4 separate regions of the Homo sapiens genome follow, and all the other regions are linked to region 3. A link is a contact called in ENCODE Hi-C data. All regions are on one chromosome and are shown on one strand. The core of a region is the stretch at or near the end of the contact, and the rest is flanking DNA. Distances in the headings are between cores, read along the strand shown.

Region 1 (6,132 bases), core at 887-3,386, 3.2 Mb before region 3:
CTTCCTCAATGTGCTCCCATTCCTATGGCCTCCCCATAGCTGCTGTCACTGCCAAGTTCTGGCAAGTCCATATCAGCTCATGTCTAGATTACCCATGAAATCCTCCCATCCATCCCCCAGACTCCGGACCCCACCACCACTCTCAAATAAAGCACCGATCCCGCACAGAGCCGCCTCAGCGATGTTCCCAAATGCTATCCGGATCTTGTCACTGAGTAAGATCCCTCGTTGGGGACTGCCCGGCCAAAGACTAAGACCCAAATGACTCAAAACAGCACAAGGCCCTCTGTTGCCTGACCCTGCTTAATCTGCTAATAAATACCAGAAGGGCCTTAGTCTCCCACATACCTCCAGTACGCACCATGCTGGGGGGGTTGCGTTTTTTGTTTTCTTTACCCCAAGCAGTTTCCTCTGCCTGGAATCTCCCCTCCTGCTTCGCAGCCTGGCTTACAATTCATTCCTCGGAGTTGGCCTCAGCTCTCCTCTCCTCGGGAGGCCTTCTCCAGCCCACGCCCCACCCTGCCACACCCCTACTGGGCGCTCTTCCCCACGGACTACAGGCCTTCCCCTTCCCTCTGGGCTGGGGGCAGCTGGGGCTGAGTATAAGTCTTACTCACGTTGGTGCCGCCAGCCCCAAAACAAAGCCTGGCCCACGTGGGTGCTCCGCGTATGTGTGTGGCTCTAGGCGGAGATGCCGGGGGTGGAAAGAGCCGGTAACAGAAACAGAACGTGCTAGAGGAAGAGCAGCCTGCAGGGAAGGCTGGCACAGATAACCACAAAAAGAAAGAAGGCCCCCGCATCACGTCTTCACCAAGACCCCACTGGCAAGGCGAGGACAGCGCCTTTGGGTGGATGCATCTGTGACCCAGAGGCAATGCTGGCTGTCCTGGTGTCTGATTTGATTGCATCTGATTTCAAAATTTGATCTCTGCTTCCTTCTGAAAACCTCATTCCCTTATGTCAGTTGTCAACAAGCCCTTGTCTAGTGCGGGCAGACTGTTTTCCATCAAGCAGTCCCAGCCAGGCTAACAATAAAATGGTTGGCAGTGAGCTTGGGGGCAGAAACCTGTTTCCATCCATGTGTCCCCGCAGCTAGCAAAGCCCTGGCACACGGCTGACCCTCAATAAATGCTTGCTGAATGGGTGAATTGTGTCTGCTTCCCCAGGAATAGGGGTGGGAGGCCTGAAGCCCCTGGGGACCGGTGGGGGCAGACAGCCTGAGATTAAACTTGATCCATAGATAATCCCCCAAATCCAGAAGCCACCTGGACAACAGTTGGCTGAACTGAGCTCCATCGTGGGATACATGCTGATGGTACTGCTGAGTTCACCAAGGGTCTCCCCGGGACCAGAAAACAGCTCCTCAAAATACAACTTATTATTCTAATCATTATTGGAGAGTGACAGAGAAAAGAGCGTCAATCCTTTGAGGGCAGAATCCATTTAGGAAGATTAAATGGCTATTCTCACCGCCGACCCCCAACCCCCGTTTTTACTTTTACAAACTTTATTATGAAAAATATCAAACATACAGAAAAGTGGAGAAAACAGTATAACGAATCCGGCCACCCATCACCCAGCCTCAGCGATGACCAACCCGCGCCTGACCTCTCCAGTCATCTATACCCCACCCCTCGAGGCAAATCTCCGACGTCCTCTCCTTACACGCGCAGACCTCGGTAGCGACGGGAATCCGTTCCGGACTCCTCTGGGGCCCTGGCCGGCTCCCTCGGCCCTGCTCAGCGCGGCGCGGGCGGGTTCTCAGCCCACGTCCGTGAAGCTGAAGGCCGGATCGTGCGGCGCCGCCCCGCCCCCCACGGCGCTTCCTCCTCGGTCCGCACCGCGAGGGTCACCGCGGCCCCGGAGCGCCTGGGACACTCGACCGGCAGCCGCGGGTGATGCGCGAGTGAGTCCCTCAGCGAAGCGCGGAAGAGAGAACGAAGAGGCGCCTTCCACTTCCTCTCGCTCTAACGCCGGCACCCGCCCCGCGCGTCCCTCGCCCCCGCTGCCCCGCCCCCTGCAGGGCGTGGCCACGGCCCGAGGGGCGGGGAAACACCCATATTTGGCCTTATATGGGCAGCCGCGTCACGGACGGCACTCATTCACATAAAACGCTGCGCGGCCGGCGGAATCCCCGGCTTCTAGGGCGGCGAGCGGCCGGGCTGGCTATCGAGCGAGCGGGGCGGGAACGCGGAGTTGCGCCGCCGCTCGGGCGCCGGGCTCCGTCGCGGCCGCAGCCCCGCGGGTCGCCCTCCCGTGCCTCGCCCGCGGACACCCTGGCCGTGGACACCCTGGCCGTGGGCACCCGCGGGGCGCGCGGCGCGGGGCCGCTGGCCGGCGGCGGCGGCGGCATGAAGGTCACGTCGCTCGACGGGCGCCAGCTGCGCAAGATGCTCCGCAAGGAGGCGGCGGCGCGCTGCGTGGTGCTCGACTGCCGGCCCTATCTGGCCTTCGCTGCCTCGAACGTGCGCGGCTCGCTCAACGTCAACCTCAACTCGGTGGTGCTGCGGCGGGCCCGGGGCGGCGCGGTGTCGGCGCGCTACGTGCTGCCCGACGAGGCGGCGCGCGCGCGGCTCCTGCAGGAGGGCGGCGGCGGCGTCGCGGCCGTGGTGGTGCTGGACCAGGGCAGCCGCCACTGGCAGAAGCTGCGAGAGGAGAGCGCCGCGCGTGTCGTCCTCACCTCGCTACTCGCTTGCCTACCCGCCGGCCCGCGGGTCTACTTCCTCAAAGGTGAGCGCTCGGGGTCCCTGCCACGCTCGCCCCTCCGGCGCCCCCGGGTCCCCTCCCTGCGCCGGGGCGCCCTCCTACACCCTGGGACCGGGAGAGTCACCACCTGCAGGAGTCTGCACCCTGTGGCTTGTTGTGCGCTTGGGAGGGCACTGCAAATGTCAGCACTCAGAGCTCCCCCTCTTCCCCACCCGCGTTCCTCGAAAGCGCCCGGCAGCGGGTCTGCCCGGTGGTCTGGGTGGAGTTGGTTATGCTGCGGGGGCTGCTGCTGTTTAGCAGTTTGGGGGCCGTCGGCTCGTGCCGGGCACGAGCCCCCTTTCCAGACGCGAGCTTCGCCGCTGTCGCTGGGGTCAGGGCTCGGGGCCTTCCTGATAGACTGATCTGGCGGGATCAGCAGGTCGCGATCCACTCTCCCTTGGTGTGGCGCCGTGGTGCCCCCCTTCCTCCCGCCTAGCCAGCTGTGGTCTTCACCGACCCCCTTGCCTTTTTGACCTGGCGAGTCCCTTCCCTTTCCATTTCATTTTATTGCTTTTTATTGTTTCCCTCCGGCCTCTTCTCCCCTCCTAGGTCTTTTCTCTAGCTCAGTTTGGAGCTCACATCCTTTCCACCCTTTTCACCTCCTCCTTCCTCCGCCCCAGGATTATCCCTGGGACCCATCCTGAGCTGAGCCTACAGCCAGCCAGCCACGAAATAGAGGTGCGCGGGGGCAGGGTGGTATGGAGATTCTGCGGCCTTTGATTTGACACCTCCCGGAGCTACCGCCACAGGCCTGCCCATTTCACCTGCCGGGAAGATAACTTTGGCTTCTGGTGGTGGGTGGGTGATTGACTCTCAAAATCCAAAGCATTGGTTTTTTCTGGGTTACTTCCTATGACTGCTCCTGCTTTGTGTTTGAGTCCTTTGTAACCTCAAATGACACCCGGGGAGACCTGACCCACATGTAGAGATGAGGGTTTAGCCCCAGCAGGGCCCCAAGGCCGTGCCAGCCCTGGCGCGGACACCTTGGGATGTAACAGTGTTGGGGATCAGAGCTCGGTGCAGAGAGCCGGCGCCGAGTTAGGAGCCTGTTTTAAAGCCATGCAACTTGAGTTTCACACAGTCCGGGCCAGGAAGATTCTGGAGACAGTTCCCCTCTCTGCTAGCACCTCCTGCTGACTGGTCCCCTGTTGATTTCCTGTTGGAGAGTTAACAGAGGTAGATGGTAATCGTCCTTCTTCTAACAGCCTATCCCCCAGGGGATAGAGGGTTGGCCCTCTGGCTCTGCAGAGGTTTCAGCGTGCCTCCTGATTTCTTTCTCTTCCTAATATGGTTTTTATCTCCTGTGGTTTGGAGAAGTTTCTGCCTCAGTAGTATGAAAGAGGTTCCAGGAGACCCTCCCTGGTCCCACCTCTCCTCCCCATGCTTCTCTAAGCTGGCCCTGCTGACAGTTTAGAAGTTGTCGCCACAAAGTAGGCAGCTCTATAGACTCACATCTCAGGAAAACTGGGTTAAAATGTTTTTTAAAAGAAGGTAACATATACACAGGTAAAAATTTGAACAGCATGAAGGCCCTGTGATGAGAAGCGGGTCTTCTGCATATCTTAGAACCCAGTTCCACTCCCCAGAGACAGTCGTCAACTATTTTTTGTTTACCTTTAGATAGTTTTTCATAAGTATCTTAGAAATAGATTGATTTTGTATAGTCCCTGTCCTGCCTCTTGTATCTATCTAGATCTTGGAGACTTGTCCATATCTGATCATACATGTCTGTTTCACATTGAACCGGTCTCCTGTAATGACCATTAGGTTGCGTCCCGCCTCACTGCTCCAAGCAATGCGGTAGATGTCCTTCTCCATGTGCTCTTGCGTGTGCAGTGCCTTTCAGTAAATCATGAGAATTGCCAGGTCAAGAATTACATGCATTTTAAGTTTCAGTAGAAATTGCTTCATGCCTACCCTTATAACACTACTAAACTTTAAATTGTTGCCAGAGAAAATTTTTATTTCTTTACGTAATTCATGTGCAGATAGGAGTTCAGGTTTTAATCTGGTGGCATCTCAGATCTTGGTGGGGGCAATGCCTTTTGACACTTTCCATAATCCCCTGTCTCCCAAACAACCACTAAAATGAAATGGTGATGACTGAATTGCGTGGTCAGTGCTTATTTATATATAGTATCTGTGCTCTCTCTGTTCCCTGGTGATGTGGTGGTGATTGAAAGCAGACTCACTCCAAAAGAAGTAGCTCTAAGAATTGCCATGGCTTTTGCCACTCGAGTGAGGCACCAGCGAGGAATGTTCTGTCTCTCCACACCTCTGATGGGAGTGGGTGAAAGACTGAGACCATTTAATCTGGAGGATTCCTCTGAATCCCAGCTTGAAGAGGCAGGACCCTGTTTATCTGTCCCTCAACTAAATTTTGTCAACAGCATGCAGGATCCAGCCCACACCCGAACCTCTTATCTGTCCTCCTGATAGCCAACTCTGAAGTAATATATTTAAAGCCAAAAGATGGGGTAGCCTGAAGATTCCTATTTCCCCAACCTTCGTCCTGAAGTTTGGGAGGGCCCAGGTCATTCTGAACTCCAAATTCCCATCCAAATCCTTGTTTGTCTCCTGGAACCCATAATGTCGAGGTCCAGGCACGGGAAGTGATCAGGTGGTTTACTGACTAGGGATGCCTCTTCCAAGGAAGCTGTGGGTCATTGTGAGCCTGCCTCATTCTCTCTTGACTGCTGGAAGGGAAGGGGCCCAGGGGCTATGGCAGAGCATGGGAAGCTAAGCTGCCTATAGCACCATCTTGCACCTCTGCCGTGGCCTCCCGTTGTCGTGGGGAGCATGGTCATTGAGGAGGACCAGGAGCTCATGGGCAGGCGCAATGGGCTGCTTGTGAGGTGACCACAGGGGAGATCTGGGTGTACTAAGTGGGGGCGGGGCAGTTCCAGTGAGCTGAGAGGAAGCGGTAATGGCAAGATGACTCATTCTAGGAATTGGCTGCAGCTTCTGGGAGGGAGTTGGAGACTGCCTTGTAATCCATTAACCATTTGTCTACTGCAGGGCTTTAAAAAAGCCAGCATCACAACACCCAAAGTCAGAAAAGAAAAAGGGGGTTCTTTGGAAAATTCATGGTCTCAGAATGCATGTTTAATGGATTTGACTCCAAGTGAATTCTCTGGGCCAGAAAAAGACAAGTGGGCTTTCTGGAGGCCCTAGGAAATGTCTCAGGTTGCTCTCTGGGTTACCAGCAAAGGAGTTTCCCAAGCAAGGCTGGCCTGTTGCACCTGGCAGCCCTTGGCATTCTGAGGGTTCCAAGGCCACCTTTTCATTCGGTTCTTCCCCACTGAAATGGGCCCAAGAAGGCTTACTTATATTTGCAAGTTTCCGTGACTTGCTCAGAGGGTCGTTTTTACCTTATATCCATTTGGA
Region 2 (5,525 bases), core at 513-3,012, 3.3 Mb before region 3:
AAAATCACATTCTAATCCTCTGGTCTTTGCCCCAGCTCGCTCAGCTGGTTGCCCCTTTGACCCTCGGGCCTCCCTAGAGGCCTTCTCTGTGAACACACCGTAGCATCTGTCTTCTTCCTAGCACTCATCAATATTTGTGATTGTATATTTATTTCTGTGTTTCTTTAATGCCAGTCTCCCACCTAGATGATAAACTCTGTAAGGGCAAGAACCAGGTCTGTTTGGTTCTGTGTAAGGTGGTGGTGAATTACCAGTGTAGGCTCTGAAGCTTGGACTGCCTGGCCTCATATCCCAGCTCCCCTACCCAGCTGTTCTTTGATCTTCAGCAAGTTGCTTCTCCTTCCTGTGCCTCAGTGTTCTCATCTGTAAAATGGATATTTGAATAGTAGTACCTGCCTCACATGGTTGATGGGAGGAATAAATGAAATTATATATGTAAAACATTTAGCATTGTCAATGGCACATTGGAAATTGTCAATAAACATTAATTATATCAATAACAAGCCACCACCACAACTTAATAGCTGAAAACTGCAACCATGTAATTGCTCACAATTCTGTGGGTTGACAGTTTGGTCAAGGCTCAGCAGGGTGGCTTGTTTCTGCTCCAGATGGTTTTGGCTGGGCTCACTCTTACATTTTTGGTCAAGTGGCTTGTTGACTGGGACTGCATAGTCTAACTTGATGGGCTGTTGGTGGAGGCTGTCAGTGAGGGAGGCTCAGTTCTCCTCCATGTGGCCTCTCCAGCAGACTAGCTGGGGCTTCCTCATGTGGTAGCTGGGTTCCAAGAGGGCGAGAGCAAAAGTCAAGAGTCACTTTCGCAGCATTAGTCAAAGCAAGTTACAAGGTCATCCTAGAGTCAAAGGACAGAGAAGTAGTGCTAGTTTTTGTTAGGAGGAGGTGCAAAGACTTCCTGGACATTTTTCATCCTCCATAGTTGCTTGTTCCTGAATCTAGCATGGTATACTCAGGTGCATGGCCCAGTATGCATTTAATAGGTATTTGTTGAAGAAATAACAAATGGATGTGCAGAGGAGAAAGAAACTAGAGGCTCGAGAGGAAAACTGATTTGCTCAAGGTCACAAAGCAAATGAGCGGCAGCACCAGGACGAGAAACTAGGTCCTGGCGCTCAGTCTTGCCTCTTCCCGTTGCATCAATCTGCTCAGACAGCTGCCTGAAGTGGGGTTGAATTCTTCAAATAATTGCCTCACTCCTCAGCTTCTGTTGAGCCTCTGGAGATATATCTAGAAGGTCAGGACTGTGCTTGCTTCCTGAAAAGTCTGGGGATGGAAAGAAGGGAGCACTTTTCATTTCCCAGGGCATAACGCATTGCAGAAAATGATCAGAGAGCATCAGCAGTCCTCCTTGGGTTCCACTGTATGTGGCCAGCGGCCAGGTTGGGAGGTCAGAGACAAAGGCAGACTCCAGTATAGACGCTCTGTGGCCTGCTTCTCATGTACCTGCTCTCACACACGTGTGCACACACACATACATGCATGCACCTTCTCTCGCCTCTCTCTTTAAGGTCTGGAAGAAAGCTACCATAAGTTTGAGCAGTTGGCCACATGGTCTCATTTGGGCTCTCAATTGGACTAGCAATTTCAGGAATTTGAACAGCAATTTTTGAACAGGGAGTTTGGGGAACGGCAGCAGGGGAAAGTTGGGAGGCGCAGAAGGGGTTGTGAAATGCATGCTACAATTCCGTCATCAGCCCCTTCCTGTTGTTCTGGTACCGGGGGGAAACCTGGGCTGGCAAGACTGCGCTTCCTCCATCTAGAAGCTTTCCTCAGGCCTGCTGAGTCACCCACCTGCTGCGGGGAATGCACCTATTTTTAGCCTGAGGTAAATGAGCCCTGTAGTCACCCAGACCACATTCTCTTGGGTGTCTTTGTCACAGATGGTGTGGCCGGATGGGGACCACATTGAAGAGACCTCACCCCCACCCCTAACAAGGTCTCTTCCTCTCCTTCCTCTGAGAAGCCTCACTGCACAGCAGTGACTCACATAACCCCAGGAGAGAATGCGGCAGAGGGTGGCAGTGGGTGGCATACCAAGCTAGTGGGGGTGTGGCGGGGACAGAAGTAGTTTATCACTGACGTTGATTAGAATTGCTGGTGCATCACTGTTAGTCAGTTTATTATTGTTTGTAATTTTTCTGTAGATGATATGACCTCTTATTGTACCCATGTGCACCATTCCTATGGCCCCGTCCTTGGGGACACCACTGCTTGGGAGTTAAGATGGTGGAGATCTGGACCCCAGCAGCCTGACTAAAGGAGGCTTTACTACTTACTAACTGTTTGACTCAAGCAAGACCCTTTACCACTCTGAGACCCAACCTTGGAGCTCCTGGTCTGGTACTCAGGTCACAGAGGCTGGTAATGGATTCACAGGATTGAGAGCAGGAAGGGCACCAAGATGTCATCCCTTGCTCTATTGAGGTGAAAATGGAAGCAAAGAAAGGGGCAGATGCTTGCCTGTATCAGATGTCCAGAGACCCCTCTAAGACCTTGTTCAGGCAGAGCCACCTGTTAGGTAAAAGGTTGGTAAAAAGCAGGTGCTGATGACAAGGCCACTGTTGGTCAGAACTATTTCTACTTCAGTCTGTATCCAGCCCCTGCACCCAGTATAATGTAGTAGAGTATTTCTCGGAGAAGGGTGTGTGGACCACCTGCATCAGAATTACCTGAATCCCCTGGGGTGCTCATTAAAACTGTGAGTTTCTGATCCCCATCCCAGACTTGGGGGTTTGCTCCCAGCACTGTCACTCACTAGCTAGGGAATTTGGGGGGTGTCAAACTATCTGTGTACCACTTTCCTCACCTATAAAATGAGGCTAAACCTCCTTATGTACATGTGAGGGACAAATGTATTTGCATGGGTGAGAGGTGCAGCCCGTCGCCTGGCACATTGGAGCTAGGCAACTTGTGATTTGAGTTCTTAGTATTTGTTTCTTATCCCCAGGCAGCTCCTGAAAGGCTTCACTCTTCTGCCCTGGTGCAGAAACGGGCCCTACCTCTTTCAGATTGGCCTGGAGCTGTCAGCTACCAGTGACTTCCAGAACCAACTTGCAAATGTCTGCCAATCAGTGGCACTGCTCAGACCAGAGCTCAGATAAGATGTTCTGCAGTCTGCTGAGAAAATCTTCCAACACAGTTGTGGGACACAGAAGTCACTCACCAGAAACACTGGTCATATCACTTCTCCTTATCTCTCTTCCTGGTGACGAAGCCCAATGCCTGTGAGATCTTTTTAAACAGAACCCTTTTTCCAAATAAGATTTGACCCGACACAGGGCCCCAGTGTATGTGAACAATAAAAGCTTCACTCCACTAGTTTAAATATATTTTCTAAGAAGTTCAAGTTTCCAACATGTTACTGTGTTACTTATGAAATCAGTGTGAACACAACTGAGGTGAGCTCCAGTGTGTGAAAATCACGTATCACTTCTAAATGTGCATGGTGCTGCTTATTACAAATATTCAAGTAGTTTAAAATACATTTTGGGCCAGGCACAGTGGCTCACACCTGTAATCCCAGCACTTTGGGAGGCCAAAGAGGGAGGATGGCTTGAGCCCAGGACCAGCCTGGGCAACATAGGGAGACCCCCATCTCTACAAAAAAATTAAAAATTAGCTGGGTGTGGTGGCATACACTTATTGTCTCACCTACTCAGAAGGCTGAGGTGGGAGGATCACTTGAGCCTAGGAGCTTGAGGCTGTAGTGAACCATGATCCATGCCACTGCACTCCAGCCTAGGCAATAGAGTGAGACCCTGTCTTAAAATAAATAAGTAAAAATAAATAAAATACATTTTGGGAATTATATTTGAATTGAGTATTCACAAAAGCCATGAAGCTCCCTTGGAAAAAGCCAAGATTTTGGTTAGCATGGTTTGCAATCCCTGGAGGATTCCAAACACCTTTTACTGGGTAAGGACATAGAGGCCTGGGTGGGAGAAGGGCTACATCAATCCAATAAGTGGCCAGCTTTGAGAATCAAGGCCTACTGGATCTCAAGCCAGGGTTCCTCCCATCTGCCCACATTCCTAGCCTGGCCCACCAAGTGGGACACTTACAGGGGTGGGGAGCCCCCTTAGGTGCTCTGGCCATTGGCTGAATTGGTCTTGAGTGACAAAGACTATGGCTCTCAGTGTCTGTGGCTGAGCAGGGGCGTGGCAGGGACAAAGCCAGGCCCCCAGGCCTGGGTGAGTAAGGTAGCGAGTGTGTGAGCCCCAGTTGTGAGCAAGAGGGCTTCAGCTGGTCTTGACTTGGGCTGCAGAGCTCTTGGTCCAGGCAAATTCTCACTCCACAAACAATATCTGAGCTTTTCAGTGCTTTGAGATCTGCAGATAAGAGGCTATAAAGATGTATAAATTATTATTATGCTGAGGACAATTTCCTCCCTGGCTGGCAGCCTGCAAGGCTATGCCCAGTCCAATCTCTGCCCCCTAAGGGAGGACCTGAATGCAGGGGGAGATAAATGATGCCCAGAGCCCTCTGGCCAAGGCCAAGCCCACAGTATCCCCACCGGTGGAGAAGCCAGGCCAGGCCAGGCTGTCTTTCCCACCACATCCCACCCATCATGCCCAGCACGTGCCAGCAAGGCTTTTTCCTCTGGAGGAGGAGCTGCTAAGGTGCTGAGTCACCACCTTGATGTCAGCTGGTGCTCTCCACCCTGAGAAGAGTGCCCAGCAAGGGCGCAGCACATCAGCCTGTGCCAACAAACCTGCGGTGACCAGCCTGCTTTGGGGAGGAGTTATTTCCCCTAGGAGAGGGCACACGGTGAGCTGGGGGAATCTGTCCCTAACTCAGCCTGGGGTTCCTGCTGGGGACCATCTCACGGGGCCTCAGTGCACAAGGGTCCTTGTTGGAATAGGGCCCAGACTCCAGCTGCAGGGATGGATTGGGGGGATTTTGTTTGGTATCCCCCTGCCCCGGGAAGGAACCATTAGAAGGGAAAGGGGAGAGAGGAGGCCTCAGAAGTGGTACAAAGTGCCTGGGGGTCCTCCCACTTCATGGCTGTGGGCTTCTGGGTAGGTTACGCACCTACCAATCGTAAGTTGCTTTTTGTTGTTTTTCTTTTTTTGTATTTTTTTGTTTGTTTGTTTTTTGGAGACAAGATCGTGCTCCGTCACTCAGGCTGGAGTGCAATGGCATGATCACAGCTCACTGCAGTCTTGACCTCCCAGGTTCAAGCGATCCATTCACCTTAGCCCCCTGAGTAGCTGAGTCTACAGTCACCTGCCACCACACCCAGCTAATTTTTTTTTTTTTTTTGAGATGGCATTTCCCTCTTGTCATCCAGGCTGGGGTGCAATGGTGTGATCTTGGCTCACTGCAACCTCTGCCTCCCGAGTTCAAGCGATTCTCCTGCCTCGAACTCCTGAGCAACACGCCCAGCTAATATTTAAAAATTTGTAGAGATAAGGGTCTCAGCTTGTTGCCCAGGATGGTCTTGAACTCCTAGGCTCAAGCCATCCTCCTGCCTCGGCCTCCTAAAGTGCTGGGACACAGGCATGAGT
Region 3 (6,005 bases), core at 108-2,607:
TCAGTGTGATTGAGTTTAGTTGCTTCCCTGAGCCAGGGTGAAGAAAGACGTGTGTGTGTGTGTGTGTGTGTGTGTGTGTGTGTGTGTGTTGTGGGGTCAGGGTGAACTAGGTGCGTGTGTGTGTATGAATCCGTGTGTGTGGTGGGTTTCATGAACTAGAATCTGTGTGTTTGTGTGTGGGTGTGTTGGGTCGGGGTGAACTTGAATCCGTGTGTGTGTGTGTTGTGGGGTCAGGGTAAACTGGAATGCGTGTGTGTGTGTGTTGTGGGGTCAGGGTGAACTGGAATGCCTGTGTATGTCTTTTGTGGGGTCAGGGTGAACTGGAATGCCTGTGTATGTCTTTTGTGGGGTCAGGGTGAACGGGAATCCGTGTGTGTGTGTGTTTGGTCAGGGTGAACTGGATAACTGGAATCCGTGTGTGTGTGTGTGTGTTTTGTGGGGTCAGGGTGAACTGGAATCCGTGTGTCCGTGTGTGTGTGTGTGTGTGTGTGTGTGTGTGCGTATGCTGTGGGGTTGGGGTGAACTAGAATCCGTGGAAGTGCTCAGTCTCTCCCGTGTTTGACTGACTCCCGGCCGCATACCCAGTCCCTGACACACGGGGGCGCACAACAAATATTTCCCGAAAGATCCAGGAGCAGCATCTCCACCAGCAAGCTGGGCTGCTGGGTGGGTACTTCCTTCAAAGCTGAGGGAGCGTCCTACGCCCACGCGCGCAGGAGGGCGCCCCCCGCAAAGCAACGTCTAGGAGACCACAGTGGATGCCACAGCGGGCCCGAAGCGGATCAGCCTTGTGGGGTACGCATGCTAATGTAGGCGTGGAGTCCCCCAGGGGGACGCCAGCAGTTCCAGCTGGGATCCAGGTTTCGCTAGGGGAGAGCCTCTGGCTATGGGAAAGGGGTCTCCGAGTTGATGTGAAGGCCCAGGTCGAGGTGTACACTGGGGGCGGGGAAGTGGAGGTGACCACACGAGCGCCCCATCACTGAGCGCCGCCGCGAAATCTGCGCTCTTTGGGTCACTTGGAGCGCGGCCAGTTTGGCAGATTTGTTTTTTTCCCGGAACAACCCGCGGCGGCTCGGCTGTCCCGGGAAACTGCAAACTTTGCTGTGCGCGTTCTCCCGCGCGCGGGCTCAACTTTGTAGAGCGAGGGGCCAACTTGGCAGAGCGCGCGGCCAGCTTTGCAGAGAGCGCCCTCCAGGGACTATGCGTGCGGGGACACGGGTCGCTTTGGGCTCTTCCACCCCTGCGGAGCGCACTACCCCGAGCCAGGGGCGGTGCAAGCCCCGCCCGGCCCTACCCAGGGCGGCTCCTCCCTCCGCAGCGCCGAGACTTTTAGTTTCGCTTTCGCTAAAGGGGCCCCAGACCCTTGCTGCGGAGCGACGGAGAGAGACTGTGCCAGTCCCAGCCGCCCTACCGCCGTGGGAACGGTAACTGCAGCCCCCACCTCGGCCGGCGCCTCTCCAGCCCGCCGGCCGTGCGCGCCTTGCCTCCCTCCTTCCTGCCGGCTTCCTAGTTCCCCCCTGCGCCCCCAGCGTGGTCTAGGGGAGCCTGGTTGAGTGGGACTGAGTGGCCCCGACGGCCTGCGCTGAAACTTTGGGAAGAGGGCCCGTTCCGCTCTCTCCATCGCTTGCCTTGCTCAGCTTGTCCTCCCTTCCCTCCTAGCCGGGGGGCTAGGGGACACCTCGTACTATTCGAGATTTAGGAGAGGAGGGCTCGTGATCTGGCACAGCGGCTAACAGCGAGGGCTCCTTTGCCTGCGTTCCGGTCCCCACCCCTTGCCTGCCGGCGGTGGGACCTCAACCCTCTCTCTGTTAAATGGGAACCACGGTGATCCCCGCAGACTGTTGGCGGGGATGGACAGAGTTGATTATGGTACGCGTTTCGCGGCAGTGGCTCTGTCAAGTCTGAGTACACTGGAGCTGAGCGTCCTTGCTGCAGGGCTCTTAGAGGGACCTTGAGGAGGTGGAAACCAGGCAGGAGACATTTAGACGTGTGGAGTGTTAGGCTCCAGGTGACAGCTTTGCGGTTTATGGAGCAGTAAAATTACTTGTGGGTGATTGTGGGTGTATCATTTCCAGATCTTTATTCTTGAACTTCTGGGCTCCTGGGCTAGTTGACGTGGCCCTCCCTGTTGTCTCAACTTACAGGCTATTTCCTCCTTTTGGGTCTCGCCGGCCTGACCTTCACCCTTGGTACCGCCATTGCCTAGATTCACAGTCCACCTTCTGCCACCTGTAAACTGTGTGGCTTTGGACAGGTTACTTAACGTCTCTGAAGAAGCTAAAGTTTCTGCAATAGCAAAGTAAAGGCCCTGGTCTAGCAGTGCCATGAGCCTTGGGTGACGCAGCGGAGCGCTTGAGTGCCCAGCAGAGCCTCCCTTTCCCCCTCCCAGCTGCTAGAGGCAAGAGGGGGAGGTTTTCAGGTCTTCTCTGTGTGCCCTTTAGGAAGATTTTTATTTGGGCAAGAAGTGAGTCACAAATTGTATGATGTCACTTTTCAGGGGAAGCAGCTGCAGTCCATTTCCCCCTTCATGAAAGTAAAAAGTTCAGACAATAGCTGGGCAGTGACTTCTTACCCAGCTGTGTACCAGTTGCCCCAACATGTGGGCTCCTGTTCAACATGTTTAGAAATAATCACTACAGGAACTTTTTTTCAGTCTCTACAAAATCTTTTTAAAATATGGATGTGGTTTTTAAATATCGGCAAAGGTTGACAGTTGCATATTATCTTAGTCTCGTGGGCAGTGGTGATAATGGGAATATTTCTTGACTATTTAGATTGTGCCACCTAGCATTTTACATGCATTGTTTCATTCATCCTCCCAACCACCTGTGACATAGGTACTGTTGTTTTCCCATTTTACAGATGAGGAAACTGAGGCTTAGAGAGGTCGAGCACTTTTTCTGAGGTCCCATGGCTAATATGTGGAAGAACTGATTCAGCCCCAGATCTCAGGGTTCTCAACCACCCTCTTGGGTCTCCTTGGTTCTGCTGTTTGGACAGCAGTTTATTGAAGGGGCTGAAGGATTTGAAAATACATTTAAGTTAGATTTATAAAGAAAAATGGATTTGGTGCCTGCCATGTACCTGACATTTTTCTATGATTAAAAAAATGATTAAGATGAGGTCTCAGTCTGCAAACAGTGACAATCTTGGTGGCTAATAGTAAGAATAAGAGTTACAGTGACTAACCAAGACTTACTATGTGCCTATCATTGTTAGTGCTTTGAGTGTCTCATGTATTAATTTATTTAAAGAGAAGTTAGACATATTTAACAGTGGGATAAGCAATCTCCCTCAAATGACTGCTCTTTGCAGCCTGGACCTTAAAAAGGGGACAGATATGAGAAAATAATGCCATGTGTACCCTCTACGGACAGCTTGGCAGAACTGAGATAGGTCTGGATTTTCTTGGTGCACTGTGATGATGAAAGGAGGAAATAAGAGGTCAAAACCAGGTCTTGGTTTGACTGAAATGACGTGTCTGAGATCAGGCATTCCCCACTTGGTTACCACCCTGGGCTATGATCGCTCTTTGGAGGTTCCAAAAATCAAGCCCAGTCTCATAGGAATAAGAAAGTAACTAATTGTTTAGCTTTACAGATTTGAAAGAGCCAAGTCCCACCACTGCTGACTTGGATTGTTAGAAGAGACACTTTCTGTCACTGCAGACAGTGTTCAGCATCAACCCAGAAGGATGCGGTAGGTTTCAGACAGAAGACCTAATGGCCTACTGTTTGGAGGGAAAGTTCTAGAAAGCGTCCCATCATTGAGCCACAGAAATCAGCCTGAATTTTACATCTCAGTAGCTAAGTCCAAAGCCCTCTCTTAGTGTCTGAGAAGGATGAGTTTAAGCTATACCCATCCTTTGGTGGAACATTTCAAATGTTTAATGAGTGCACAGTTCTCTCTGCCTGCATCGCTCCCACCTACCCTCTCTGCTTCCCCCTTTTCAGTTCTCAGGTCAGACATTTCCTCCCCTGAGGAGTTTCCCTAATTTCTGTGAGGCTCTTGAGTTTCCCTGGTATGGCTACAGATTGTTCACCCTCAAGGCATACACCACAGTTGCATTTCAAACTAGACGCCATCCTTTTTTTCATGTCTGTTTCTCAACATGGCAGGACCAGGTCAATTTGCTCACAAGTATATCCCTAATTCCTAACTTCTAGTAAATATCCATTGAATGAATGAAGAAGAGTCTCCAAAAGTCTCAGCAGTCCCAATAATATCAAAACAAAGGCTTGGCTTTCTTAGGAGCCATTTTGCTTAGGGTCTTCCCCTTTTTCAAAACCACTTTATTAAGGTATAGTTGAAATATAAAAAGCTAGGCATAGTTAATGCATGCATACCTACCAAGTTTGGAGATAAGCATAGATACACCCATGAAATCATCACCACCTCAACAAAGCTACCACCTCCTAAAGTTTCCTCCCACACCGTTTAATGCTATTATTACTATTATTTTTATTACTACTATTTTTTGAGGTGGAGTCTCAATGTGTCACCAGGCTGGAGTGCAGTGGCGCAATCTCGGCTAACTGCAACTTCTGCCTCCCGGGTTCAAGCGATTCCCCTGCCTCAGCCTCCCAAATAGCTGCGACTACAGGCATGCACCACCATGCCCAGCTAATTTTTGTATTTTTAGTAGAGACGGGGTTTCACCATGTTGGCCAGGATAGTCTCAATCTCTTGACCTTGTGATCCGCCTGCCTCAGCCTCCCAAAGTGCTGGGATCACAGGTGTGAGCCACCATGCCTGGCCAAAACTAGTATTTTTTGTGTGGTAAGAACATTCACCATAAGATCTACCCTTTTAGCAAATTGTAAGTATACCATATAGTATTGTTAGCTATGGGCACTATGCTATATAGGAGATCTCTAGAATTTATTCATCTTGCACAACTGAAACTGTGTACCCTTTGACTATCACTTCCCCATTTCTTCCTCGCTGCCCCCACCCCCAACCTCTGACAACCTCCATTCTATTCTCCACTTGTATGAGTTTGACTCTGTTAGATTCCACATAGATGTGAGATCATACAGTAATTGTCTTTCTGTGTCTGGCTTATCTCACTTAGCGTAATGTTCCTTAGGTCCATCCATCTTGTCACAGATGGCAGGATTTCCTTCTTTTTTTATGGCAGAATAATATTCCATTGTGTGTGTATACCACATATTCTTTATCTATTCATTCATTGATGGACATTTAGATTGTTTCCATAATGTTACAGTGAATGTGGGAGTGCAGGTATCTTTTTGAGATCCTGATTTCAGTTTCTCTAGATATATAGCCAGAAGTGAGATTATTGGATCATATGCGATTTCTAGTTTCAATTTTTTGAGAAACCTCTAGACAGTTTTCCATAATGGCTGTACCAATTTATATTCCCACCAACAGTATAGAAGAGTTCCCTTGTTTTCACATCCTTGCTAACACTTACCTTTATACACACACACATATATACATACACATACACATTATATATGCATATGTGTATGTGTATACACACACACACACACACATATAAAATAGCTATCCTAACAGTTGCGAGATGATATCTTATTGTGGTTTTGCTTTGCATTTCCCTGATGATTAGGAACATTGAGCACCTTTTCATATACCTGTTGCCCATTTGTATGTCTTTAGAGAAATGTCTATTCGGGTTCTTTGCCCATTTTTTTAATTAGATTTTTTTTTTTTTTTTTTTTTTTTGCTATTCTGTTGTGTGAGTTCCTTGTGTATTTTGGATATTAACCCCTTTTCAGATATATGGTTTGTAAATATTTTCTCCCATTCCATAGGTTGCTTTTTCGTTTTTTGTATTGTTTCCTTGCTATGCAGAGCTTTTTAGTTTGGTGTAATCCCACTTGTTTATTTTTGCCTTTGTTGCCTGTGCATTAGCATCATATGCAAAAACTCATTGTCAAGACCAATGTCAAAGAGCTTTCTCCCTATGTTTTCTTCTAGCAGTTTTAAGGTCTCAGGTCTTATGTTGAAGTCTTTAATCC
Region 4 (6,307 bases), core at 1-2,500, 3.2 Mb after region 3:
TGATGGTCCATTACACACAGACAGTGAGACGTTCCGTAAGAGAGCAGAGAGAACACGGAGGAAGTTTGGAAGGTGCATGTCTGGGTTTGTGTAACAGTACTTATAGCATCACATTTTTATGCATCTGCACCCATACGTGCATGTATTGAAAATAACTGTGTTTCAAAGTGCTTTCTCACTCACTTCCTCATTTTGTACTAAGTGACTCGGGAAACAGGCAGAGGAGGTAAGATGATGTTTTCCAGAGGGGGGAAAGTGTGGCACAGATCTTGTAACTGATCTGCTTAGGTAGGAAACATAAACAGGCGTGAGTGGAACAAGAACACCCTGTCCGTCGCCGCCCACTCCTGCAGCAGAGGAAGTATCTAGAACTGAGGACGCACACTAAGTTCTGTAATCGCATGATACCTGGCAGGTACAATGAAGCCAGGAAGGCACTTCGGATTGAAAAGGGCAAGGACATAGGCAGCATTCTGGAGAGGGAACGTGAGCCAAGGCCATTCCCCCATTTCCGTTTTACCTCCCCAAGTCCTGCCTGAATCATCCCCCATCCTTAGGTCTGCCCAAACCACAACCATCCCTTAGGGTTCACCCCAGATATTTTCAACCCACACTGGTTTTTTTCATTCCATTGATTTCACCCCCACTAATATCCCAGAGAAGGGCAAGTGGCCGTTTCTCTCCTGGACATCATAGCAGGCCCAGCCAGCACACGGCTCGGCTCAGAGCAGGTAGTTAATAAACATGAGCCGAATGAAAGAATTCCTGAGATCGCCACCGCTCAGTAAGGATGCCCTGAGCCCCTACATCCCTCCCCCAACAGAGTGGGCCTGCCTGGCACGGGCGGCCTTAGCAACCCGGAGGAGCTCACTAACAGCAGAGAGCAAGGGGGCGCGTGGGGAGGGCGGGGTGGCCCAAGACGCTGGGCCACTGGGACCCGAGCGCGCGACCCCAGCCGGAATTCGGAGCTAAGGCTGCCGCGCTCCGGCAAAACGCGCTTGATGAGGTCGTTAAAGATTTCCCCCTCTGGAAAATCGCCAGGGAAAAGTGGTGAAAAACGAAGCCGGGAGGGCCCTAGTCTCGGGAGTCTAGGAGGAGCCCAACCCCCGGACCTAATGCCGCAGGGAGAAAAGACAGAGCAGCGAGCGCAAATACCATCCTAGCTCCAATAAAAGGGAACGACTTTTACCGCAGGAAGAACCTAGGCCTGGAAGCCACGCGAGATCTGGGGGTCGGGATCACGTTGCGTTGCCTAGCGACAGCAGGGACGCTCGTGGGACCCCAGGCTAAACCCCGCTGTAGCCTTAAATCTCCTACCATGGAGGAAGAAGGCGGCGGCCGCAGCTGTGGGACCACTAGGGAGCTGCAGAAGCTGAAGCAGCAGGCGATGGAGTACTACCGGGAGAACGACGTTCCGCGCAGGCTGGAAGAGCTGCTCAACTCCACCTTCTACCTCCAGCCTGCCGACGTCTACGGGCACCTGGTAGGGACCTGGGACAAGCGCTCTCCTCCCGCCAACCCCTCTCCCCCCGCCCCGCGCTGCGGCAACGCCTTGCGCCTGCGCCTGCGCCTCAGAATCTCGCATGCCAGCCGCCCGGGCCCTGGGCCTGCGTGTGCGGAGGAGACTTCTGGAGGGAAGGAGCGGGAAGGACACCCAGGGGTGAAGGGATCTCCCCAGAGAAAGTGGCAGAAAGGAGGCAGCTGGAGGAAAGAGGGCGCTAGGCGTATTTGACCTGCAGCGGCAGCCCAGGGGCTGGCAGGCTTCCTCGCTGCCTAAGAGGCCTCTCCGTTTGTGGGCCGGCCCACCGCCCATGCTTGCCAATTGTCATTTTTAACACATACCTTAATGCCCTCAGCTCAGCTCACCGACCTTAAGCAGCTCCTCTTTGATCACAGGATGAACACCTTGGCGTTTGCTACAACTTGGCTTCAGCCTATTCTGGGGCCTCATCCTACTGGCTCCTCTGCCGGGATGCCAGTTAATATCTGACCAGCCCCGCCCTAAACTCCAAAATTCAGACCAAAGCCTTGCCCACGTAGCCCTGGACCAACCGTCCTTCTGGGTTCCTACAGCATTTCCTTCGTGTATTGTAGTCTCTTGAGGCAGCCTCCCTAGGCAGCCTGTGAGCCCCTGCTGGGCTCAGAAGCCTTGTCTTCTCACCTTCCGGGTCTCTGCCCAGCCCTGAGATCTGGCACATACCTTAGCGTTAAGCAGTGAGCAGCTGAAGCAAAGACGTTTTCTCCCTTCCAGATCTATAAGTAGTAAGGAAGGCAGTGTGGCTGGGGCCCCTAGGAGTTTGCACTATGGCAAGGCAAAGCAAGGAGGCAATGTGAACACCAAGCAGAAGGAGTCCTATGAAGAGGCAGATGTGCTGTCAGGGTGCAAAACCACGTCGTATTGAGGCAGTTGATATAAAGGATGTTCCGCGAATGACTTTTTCCCACTCATGGCCTATACTATCAAAGGGGAGAGGTGTGGGGTTTACTGAGCCCCTTGTGCTGCGTACTGTAACTCAATCCTCAGTACCACTGCGACGAGGTAAAAATGATGATTCCCATTTTACAAATAAAGAACCTGTGGCCAGTGCAATTTAAATGATTTTCCCAAAGGACATAGTGACAGAAGAAAAAAAATCAAACCACATTTGTGTCCCTAGTACCCAGCAGAGTGCATGGCACACAGTGGATGCTGAGAAACTACCTGCAGGATGAATGAGTGAATGCTTGACTCTCATTCCATTCTCTTCCTACTATCTGTTGCTAGAGGAATTCTTGAACACAATCTATTCTAACGTCCTCATTTTACAGGGACACCAAGTCTTTGTCTCACAGCTACTTAGTGTACAAGCTAGGACTAAAAACATGGACTCTTGTTCCCCAGTATAATGATCTTCTTATTCTATTAGGCAGCCAGGATATTCGTTTGTACAGCTCTCTGGGAACTTACATCTTAGTTTGGGACAAAAGTCACTAATACATAAAATAATTGGAGCAAAAGATAAGGTGATAGATGACTGTGTGCTAGATTGAGGGGCAGATCCCTATATGCCTATTAAAGGAATTCAGGGATGGAAAAGATCCTTGGAGGCTGTATATCCAGGAAGGCTTTGGCTTGGACTTCGAAGGATGTTCAGGAATTGCAGAGGCAAAAAAGCAAACTCCTTGAACCTGGGAATCGGAGGTTGCAGTGAGCCGAGATTGCACCACTGCACTCCAGCCTCGGCAACAGAGCGAGACTCCGTCTCAAAAAGAAAAACAGAAAAAAGCAATCTCCTTTTCCTTTTCTTAGTAACTGCCCTAGTTTTGGCCGTGCTTACTCTCACCTCGTCTCTCCCTCTATCTAGTTCATCCTGCAGAATGCTGCCAGAGCAGTGTCCTAACATGCAAGTCTGACCACACTTCTCTTCCTCAGAACCTCCTGTGGCTTTCCCGTGCTTGCTGGCCTTCATGTGTGTGGTTCACAGTGCTCAGCCCCTCCCTCTGGTAACAGGCGCATCTCCCACTCCCTGCCCTCCTCCTCTACACCGAATCACTGACTGTTCCCCAAAGCCAGAAGTTTCCTACCTCCCTCCTCTTTGCTTGTCCCATTCTCTCTCCCTGAAATATCTGCTCACCACATCTCCCCCTTGACTGGCACTGAAACACTATACCTCCTCCAGTGTTCAGCTCCAATGTCATTTCTTCTGTCCCTCTCCAACATTGATATGGCTTGGCTCTATCCCCTCCCAAACCTCATCTTGAATTGTACTGCTCATAATCCCCACATATGACATGTGGGGAGGGACCGGGTGGGAGGTAATTAAATTATGGGGGTGGTTACTCTCATGCTGTTCTCGTGATAGTGACTTCTCATGAGAGCTGATGGTTTTATAAGGGGCTTCCCCGCTTCACTTTGCACTTCTCCTTCCCGCCCTCATGTGAAGAAGGATGTGTTTGCTTCTCCCTCCACCATGATTGTAAGTTTCCTGAGGCCTCTGCAGCTGTGCAGAACTGTGAGTCAATTAAACCTCTTTCCTTTATAAATTACCCAGTCTCAGGCAGTCCTTGATAGCAGTGTGAGAACAAACTAAGACAGACATATTAGAGGAATTCACACATGGTAAAGATCCTTGTAGGCAATAACAATACAATTTATTCCATCATCATAAAACTGAATGAGAGAGTTTTGGACTGGGAATGTGGCAGATCTGGTTTTGATTCTTATCTCTGCCACTTCCTCACTGTGATAGAGTTACACTGATGGTCCTCCAAGAAACTACACTTCCAGTGTGAACACCTTTTTGTAAGTCCCTCCCACACTGACTCTGGAATTGGCTATGTCACTTACTTTGATCAATAGGACCTTGACAAACACGATACAAACAGAGAGTTGATCAGTGCTGGCATATGGAAGCTTGTCCTCTTGGAATCTAGTCATCATGCTGTGAGGATGTCCCAATTACCCTACTGGAAAGAGTGAGGTTGTGTAGAGAAAGACCTTGGCAGATACGAGACCCCTCAGGATATCCTGTGAGAAAGATAGATGCCCAGCCAACCCCTCACTGTGCCAGCCATCCCAGCTACGGCACTGGACATTGAGTGAAAACAGCTTGGATATGCTGGCTCCTGTCAAGCCTCCAGATGATTACATCTGCATAAGGGACTCCAGAGAAGCCCAGCAAAAGAATTTCCCAGTTGAAGCCCCACCCAGATTACAGGACCATGAGCAAGTTAATGGTTTAAACCACCAAGGTTTGGGGTGGTCTGTTACAAAGCAGTAGATAATGGCCGGGCGCGGTGGCTCACGCCTGTAATCCCAGCACTTTGGGAGGCTGAGGCGGGCGGATCACAAGGTCAGGAGATCGAGACCATCCTGGCTAACACGGTGAAACCCTGTCTCTACTAAAAATACAAAAAATTAGCTGGGAGTGGTGTCGGGCGACTGTAGTCCCAGCTACTCGTGAGGCTGAGGCAGGAGAATGGCGTGAACCCGGGAGGCGGAGCTTGCAGCGAGCCAAGATTGTGCCACTGCACTCCAGCCTGGGTGACAGAGTGAGACTCCGTCTCAAAAAAAAAAAAAAAAAAAACCAAAGCAGTAGATAATGAAAACATTAGCTAAGTGATCTTGGACAGTTAATTTTTGTGGAACTGTCTGCCCATCTGTGGGATGGAGATGATATCACATAGCTTAGAGAGTTGAATGTAATGACATAATGTATATACAGTGCCCAGGGATGTCACTGACATTTATTAATTTATACGAGATTTAATTTATAGAATCCTATATATGTCAGGCCCTGTGGTTTGAGATATAGTGATAAAGAAGTCATTCTTTCACAGCCCATATTAAGCACTTCAAAAATGTTAGTTCCTTTCCTCTCCTAACACAACACGCGGCACATTATAGGTGCTTGGTGCTTGTTAAACTGAACTCACTATAACACACAGAGTGTAAGCTAAATAACATTTTTGCTCTCCTGATTCTAAATTCATTTAGGCACTTACTCTGTAACATACAAACCACCATTTAAAGAATCCACGGATAGCTTGAAAATGAGCTCTTGCTTAATACTTCTGGGGCCCCACCTCTGAACTGGCATGTCGCTGTGGGTATTAGATGACCTGTTGTCCAGGTTGAAGTCACTGGATTTTGAACTGAAAGATCAGAGACCTGGTGTCTGCTAAATGAAAGCAAAGCCCAGTCCTATCTGGTAATCAAGAGAGCAATAAAGGTGTGCCTTCACCTTCCCTCCTTCTAGTCTCTCCTAGCTCCTGCTCCTCTGCACAGAAACACCTTCCTGAGCGTTTTCTTGCAGGCTTCTCGAGTGGGCTTTCTATCTCAGCTTCTCTTTCTTCAGTCTCCTTCTTAGATCACTTCCAAATGGCTTCTGCTTTTCCACCTCAATGAAACTGCAATTACTAAGGCTCCCAACAAGCCTCCTTGAACACATAGGACTATGAATGAGCTGATGGTAAGATACAGCCGTCACGTAAGTCTTCACCACTAAAATATCACGTGCCTTGCTGGGAGGAATAAAAATGAGCCCATGTGCCGGGCGCGGTGGCTCACGGCTGTAATCCCAGCACTTTGGGAGGCTGAGGCAGGCGGATCACGAGGTCAGGAGTTTGAAACTAGCCTGGCCAACATGTTGAAACCCCATCTCTACTAAAAATACAAAAGAATTAGCCAGCCGTTTTGGTGCACGCCTGTAATCCCAGCTACTCGGAAGGCTGAGGCAGGAGAATCGCTTGAACCCAGGAGGCAGAGGTTGCGGTGAGCAGAGATCATGCCATTGTACTCCAGCCTGGGTGACAGAGTGAGACTCTG

The links. Hi-C counts contacts between places; a loop is a spot of excess contacts on that map. Pooled maps may share reads with other maps.
Region 1: a pooled map shows a loop between it and region 3 (17-fold over the local background). The contact joins the promoter of DUSP5 here to the promoter of CASP7 in region 3. A Hi-C loop is called at or near these places in 3 of 37 single-sample maps with no recorded cell type and 6 of 50 pooled maps.
Region 2: a map with no recorded cell type shows a loop between it and region 3 (7-fold over the local background). The contact joins the enhancer-like site here to the promoter of CASP7 in region 3. A Hi-C loop is called at or near these places in 2 of 37 single-sample maps with no recorded cell type and 3 of 50 pooled maps.
Region 4: a loop to region 3 is called in a pooled map, with 13 times the contacts of the local background. The contact joins the promoter of ENO4 here to the promoter of CASP7 in region 3. A Hi-C loop is called at or near these places in 2 of 37 single-sample maps with no recorded cell type and 3 of 50 pooled maps.

What each region holds. Positions count from the first base shown.
Region 1 is chr10:110,495,771-110,501,902 of GRCh38, forward strand. It overlaps DUSP5 (dual specificity phosphatase 5), which reads left to right and starts at 2,137. Exons shown (of 4, transcript NM_004419.4): 1 at 2,137-2,730. The coding sequence starts at 2,352. It overlaps DUSP5-DT (DUSP5 divergent transcript), which reads right to left and starts at 712. Exons shown (of 2, transcript NR_187547.1): 1 at 618-712. RefSeq lists an enhancer at 659-1,182 and silencers at 1,664-2,193, 2,204-2,343, 2,414-2,473, 2,594-2,863.
Region 2 is chr10:110,412,894-110,418,418 of GRCh38, forward strand. No RefSeq gene overlaps it. Among named protein-coding and RNA genes, the nearest start is that of DUSP5-DT, 81 kb to the right of the region's middle. RefSeq lists enhancers at 1,351-2,550, 1,725-1,854, 4,664-5,164. Within about 2 kb of position 1,763, at least 12 of the 41 ENCODE cell types and tissues checked have a DNase peak (open chromatin) inside an H3K27ac peak, as active enhancers do.
Region 3 is chr10:113,678,555-113,684,559 of GRCh38, forward strand. CASP7 (caspase 7) reads left to right here and starts at 1,358. Exons shown (of 7, transcript NM_001227.5): 1 at 1,358-1,424. RefSeq lists enhancers at 1,944-2,233, 3,852-3,981.
Region 4 is chr10:116,848,249-116,854,555 of GRCh38, forward strand. It overlaps ENO4 (enolase 4), which reads left to right and starts at 1,251. Exons shown (of 14, transcript NM_001242699.2): 1 at 1,251-1,483. The coding sequence starts at 1,319. It also overlaps a transcript of HSPA12A not described here. RefSeq lists an enhancer at 1-67.